2 separate regions of the Homo sapiens genome follow, and region 2 is linked to region 1. A link is a loop called in an ENCODE intact Hi-C map of the cell type or tissue named here. Cell type or tissue: PC-3. All regions are shown on one strand. Each heading gives the region's core, and the rest is flanking DNA. Links, peaks and the distances in the headings are about the cores only. Region 1 overlaps DLG2 (discs large MAGUK scaffold protein 2). Region 2 overlaps DLG2 (discs large MAGUK scaffold protein 2).

The links. Peaks named below come from ENCODE experiments on the same cell type or tissue, not always from the same donor. Only the 100,000 strongest peaks of a DNase experiment are listed, where the experiment ranks them.
Region 2: it touches region 1 in a loop (8-fold over the local background); 1 of 110 quality-filtered maps calls a loop at or near these places.

What each region holds. Positions count from the first base shown.
Region 1 is chr11:84,869,099-84,872,022 of GRCh38, reverse strand. The region is part of intron 6 of DLG2 (discs large MAGUK scaffold protein 2); the gene reads left to right. Among named protein-coding and RNA genes, the nearest start is that of DLG2, 760 kb to the left of the region's middle. In PC-3, for the core only: no CTCF peak of the experiment used is centred there; DNase peaks (open chromatin) are centred at 692 and 1,362; H3K4me3 peaks cover 1,376 bases; H3K27ac peaks cover 2,161 bases.
Region 2 is chr11:84,986,326-84,989,249 of GRCh38, reverse strand. The region is part of intron 6 of DLG2 (discs large MAGUK scaffold protein 2); the gene reads left to right. Among named protein-coding and RNA genes, the nearest start is that of DLG2, 640 kb to the left of the region's middle. In PC-3, for the core only: no CTCF peak of the experiment used is centred there; a DNase peak (open chromatin) is centred at 1,359; H3K27ac peaks cover 1,165 bases.

The DNA of each region.
Region 1 (2,924 bases), core at 244-2,743:
AAAATACTGCATTAACTGAGTTAATTAGATTAACTTAAATCTTAATCAGGCCAGGCATGGTGGCTCACGCTTGAAATCCCAGCACTGCTGGAGGCAGAGGTAGGCGGATCACCTGAGGTCAGGAGTTTGAGAGCAGCCTGGCCAACATGGTGAAACCCCGTCTCTACTAAAAATACAAAGATTAGCCGCACATGCTCGCTTGAACCCACAAGGCGGAAGTTGCAGTGAGCCAGGATCGTGGTACTGCACTCCAGGCTGGGCGATAGAGGAGACTCTGTCTCATTAAATAAATAAATAAATAAATAAATAAACAATGAAATGATGTAGTTATATACTAGATTCAGAGCATATGAATCTAATTCAGTTCTCTATCCCACCAGTAATGTTTATACCCAATTATATTTCTTTTCAGCTTGCTTTTTTGCAGATTAAAAAATCATATGCTTTTAATGTCTACTTAAGAGTCTTCTTCATCCCTTTGGTTATTTAGCAACAATCTTATGGTTTCCTCAAGCTTCACTATAGCTTTCCTCAAGGTTCAAGCACACAAACAAAAAGCCTATGTTACAAATAGTGGTCCCCAAACTTCCAGAATCTGGGTAATAGGTTGTGAAGGTTGTTAAGCCACTATAGTTTTAATGGCTTTCCAAACCACACTGTCATATGCTTTCTGGAAGTCCTGAGAACACCACAGCCAGTGATTTCCGATACTGACTCAGCATCAGAATCACTTGTGGTTCTTTAGAAAAATAAGATTCTAGGGAGCTATCTGAGATCCTTATGCAGGAAGCCTGGAAAAGGGTCTGAGTAGCTTTCAGAAGTTCCACTGTAAATTCTCATACGCACCAGTGGTGTTGGAAATCTATGGCCTGTCTTTAAGTTTGGAGTGATTATGCCCATAAATTGAGTAGTTGAAGGCAGAGAAAAGTGTGAAGAGGCATATCTGAAACAGAACATGTCCCAGCCATTATCCTCCGAAGGCTGTTTCCTATTTGTTAGCTGCAATCATGATACATACAATGCCAGTGCATTTTGTAAAAGGATGGTTAAATGAAATAATAAATATAATGAACCTAGAACAGTTCTTTTACATAATAGATTCTGAATAAATGTTAGTTCACTTCGTTTTTGTTTGTTTGGTTTTTGTTGTAAATTCAGGTCCAAAAACTGTAATAATCTCTTCTGTCATGGGCATGTCTTCCCCTGAAAGAAGAGGATGATATTAATAGTCTGAACTTGATCACATTTATATTCTGTCACACTACAAATAGGAAGGGTCAAAAGAGTTCATGTTACTAAGTGGGAAGGTATGTGTATATGTAAATATATAAATGTGTGTATTATGTACACAGTGATGAATATATGTAAATAGGCAGGAAGACACACATATGCCCATCTATCTGTATGGCATTTCACTTCTTCATTGTCAACAGCTATTGCGAGTTACTTGGAGAGTGATTCAGAAGTGATCAATAGGAATAATATTAAAATAGGCATTTTTCTCTTAAGAAAAAAGCATTCTTATGTCATTCTCTCATAATCCTATTAATCGGGGAGGAAAGGAACCATAACAGGCCTTTTCAAAAAACCAGTTGGAATATCTTAGTCTTTTCTTCCTCTAGGTCACTTGTTAAGCTTGAAGAATAACAGGATCTTGCTGGAAAGAAAATGAGAGGAAGAGTGTTTTTCAATTTAACCTCTGACATCTCTAATTGTTCTCATCCTGGTTCACAGGCTCCTCTTTTTCCACTTACTGCTAAAACATCGCTCTTCCCGGGGCTGGATACACTTTATCTATTCTCTTTGGGTGATGTAATTCACTCATATTATGCATAAAATGATGCTAATGACACACAAATCTATATGTCCACCTTGATGGCATATATGTACTCCATACTTTGCATGTACAACATTGAACTTAATATATTTTCATCAAAACCTGCTCTATTTAGTGTATTTCTCAGCTTCATGGGTTATCCTTTTATGTTTTCAAAAACCCATGCAATAAACCAGGAAGCCAGTGGAATTGAGTCCTTCCATCTTTGTGCTGACACATGTACATCTCCACTGGCATTTTTCCAAAAACATATTTTCTGCCAAACGGAAGGGAATATTCCAAAATACTCTTAAGTATTCTAGTTTAGGAAAACCCTGAAATACCTAATTTAAATTCACAAATTGCATAAGTTAGTTGTTGGTTATTTAGGTTTATTACCAACCACTGCCTATTCGTCCTCTACCAACCCAGGCGTGGTACTGGGCTCTGAAGTTCAGGAGTTGAGAAGAGACAGCCCCTTTCCTCAGAGAGTATAGTCTAGAAGAGACAAATGGAGAAAATCGTTATACAAAATGATTTATTGTAGGGTTTCTCTTAGTGGCAATTTTGTCAGGAGCCTTTAATATATCTTTTGATTTATATAGCATCTTCTCTACATGCTTAGGTTGTCCATCAGATGCATAAAATATGTAATATTTGTAGATTCCATAGCTGAGTTAGTTCAAATTGAAGAGGAAGAAGCTTTTTGTTCACTTTGATTATATATAAGGTTCAACCTTTCAGAGATTGACAGAGCCACACTAATTTAAAAAATGGCATGAAACAGAACTATCTTAACTCATCCTTGTCATCTTGCCCGTGACATGTGAAGGCAGTAAAAGGCTCAGCCATTGAATCCAGCTATCCATTAGGTACCGCCTGTTGCATCTGATATTCTAAAATTCAAGCAAGCCTCTTACTAAATAGGAAGGTCCATGGCACCACAGATCACTCAGTAGCTACCACGTAATGACTATTTCCAGCCTATAAAGCCCAGAAAAGAAATAAGAACAGTATCAGTGACTTGTATGTTCAATTCCGTATGATGTGCATTGTGGACAGATTAGAAATAAGCCAGATGCAGAGAAATAGTGATATTACAGCAGCT
Region 2 (2,924 bases), core at 138-2,637, 120 kb before region 1:
GAGCTGAGATTACACCACTCCACTCCAGCTTGGGCAAAAGAGCGAAACTCCATCTCAAAAAAAGAACTTCTTTTATTTATTTCATTTGTGTGTGTAGTCTTTAGAATACAAGTCCTGTATATGTTTTGTTATACTATTTCATTTTTTTGAGCAGTTGTAAATAGTGTATTTTTAATTTTTGTGTCTGCATGTTCATTGCTAATATGTGGAGTTCTAATTTTTTTTATGTTTATCTTGTATCCTCTGACCTTGCCGAACTCATTAGTTCTAGGAGTTTTTATACACTAGGATTTTCCTATGTAGAAATTGATGTCATCTACAAATAAGGAGAATTTTCTTTCTTTCTTTCTGATCTGTATTCTTTATTATTATTTTTGTTTCCATAGGTTGTTGGGGAAAAGGTGATGTCTGGTTACGTGAGTAAGTTCTGTAGTGGTGATTTGTGAGATTTTGGTGCACCCATCACCTGAGAAGTATATATTACACCCAATTTGTAATCTTTTATCCCTCACTCCCTTCCCATCCTTTCCCCACTGAGTTCTCAAAGTTCATTGTGTCATTCTTATGCCTTTGCATCCTCATAGCTTAGGTCCCACTTATGAGCGAGCATACGATGTTTGGTTTTCCATTCCTGAGTTACTTCACTTAGAAAAATAGTCTCCAATCTCATCCAGGTTGCTGCGAAAGCCATTAATTCATTTCTTTTTATGGCTGAGTAGCATTCCATCATATATGTAATATATATAATATCAGTTTCTTTAGGCACTCATTGATTTATGGGCATATACATTGGTTCCACATTTTTGCAATTGCAAATTTTGCTGCTATAAATATGCATATGCAAGTATCTTTTTCATATAACGACTTCTTTTCCTCTGGGTAGATAGCCAGTAGTGGGATCGCTGGATCAAATGGTAGTTCTGCATTTAGTTCTCCATAGTGTAGTGTTAGTTTACATTCCCACTAGAAGTGTAGAAGTGTTCCCTGTTCACTGCATCCACACCAACATCTGTTTTTATTTTTTGATTATGGCCATTCTTGCAGGAGTAAGGTGGTATCAAATTGTGTTTTTGGTGTGCATTTCCCTGATCATTAGTGACGTTGAGCATTTTTTCCTACGTTTCTTGGCCATTTTTATATCTTCTTTTGAGAATTGTCTATTCATGTTTGTTTTTTCTTGCTCATTTGTTTGAGTTCATTGTAGATTCTGGATATTAGTCCTTTGCCAGATGTATAGATTGTGAAGATTTTTCTGCCACTCTGTGAGTTATATGTTTACTCTGCTGACCATTCCTTTTGCCATGCAAAAACTCTTTGTTTAATTAAGTCCCAGCTATTTATCTTTGTTTTTATTGCATTTGCTTTTGGGTTCTTGGTCATGAAATCCTTGCATAAGCCAATGCCCAGAAGGGATTTTCCAATGTTATCATCGAGAATTTTTATAGTTTCAGGTCTCACATTTAAGTCCTTGATCCATCTTGAGTTGATTTTTCTATAAGGTGAGATATGAGGATCCAGTTTCATTCTCTTACATGTGGCTTGCCAATTATCCCAGCACTGTTTGTTGAATAGGGTGTCTTTTCCCCACTTTATGTTTTTGTTTGCTTTGTCAAAGATCAGTTGGTTGTAAGTATTTGAGTTTATTTTTGAGTTCTGTATTCTGTTCCATTCGTCTATGTGCCTATTTTTATACCAGAACCATGCTGTTTTGGTGACTATGGCCTTAAAGTATAGTTTGAAATCAGGTAATGTGATGCCTCCAGATTTGTTCTTTTTGCTTAGTCTTGCTTTGGCTATGCAGGCTCTTTTTTGCTTCCATATTAATTTTAAATTTTTTTTTCTAATTCTGTGAGGAATGATGATGTTATTTTGATGGTAATTTTGTTGAATTTGTAGATTACTTTTGACAGTATGGTCATTTGTCATTTTCACAATATTGATTCTACCTAATCATGAGCATGGGATGTGTTTCCATTTGTTGGTGTTGTCTGTGATTTCTTTCAGCAGTGTTTTGTAGTTTATCTTGCTAGAGGTCTTTCACCTCCTTGGTTAGGTATATTCCTAAGTATTTTAATTTTTCGCAGCTATTGTAAAGGGGGTTGAGTTCTTGATTTGATTCTCCACTTGGTCGCTGTTGGTGTACAGAAGTGCTACTGATATGTGTAAATTAATTTTGTGTCCAGAAACTTTGCTGAAATCTTTTATCAGTTCTAGGAGCTTTCTGGAGGAGGCCTTAAGGTTTTCTAAGTAAATAATCATATCATCAGCAAACAGCAACAGTTTGACTTCCTCTTTACTAATTTGGATGCTCTGTATTTCTTTCTCTTTTCTGATTGCTCTGGCTAGGACTTCCAGTACTGTGTTGAAGAGGAGTGATTAGAGCAGGCATCCTTGTCTTGTTCTAGTTCTCAGAGGAAATGCTTTCAACTTTTCTCCATTCAGTATTATGTTGGCCATGGGTTTGTCATAGATGGCTTTTATTACACTGAGATATGTCCCTTGTATGCTGATTTTGCTGAGAGTTTTAATTATAAAAATACGCTGAATTTTGTCAAATGCTTTTTCCGCATCTATTGAGATGATCATGTGATTTTTGTTTTTAATTCTTTTTATGTGGTGTATCACATTGGACGTAACCATCCCTGGATCCCTGGTATGAAACCCACTTGATCATGGTGGATTATCTTTTTGATGTGTTGTTGGATTCGATTAGCTAGTATTGTGTTAAGGATTTTAGCATCTATGTTCATCAGGGATATTGGTCTGTAGTCTTCTTTTTTGGTTATGTCCTTTCCTGGTTTTGGTATTAGGGTGATACTGGCTTCATAGAGGATCCCCTCTTTCTCTATCTTGTGGAATAGTGTCAATAGGGTTGGTACCAATTCTTCTTTGATTGTCTGTCAGGATTCTGCTGTGAATCCATC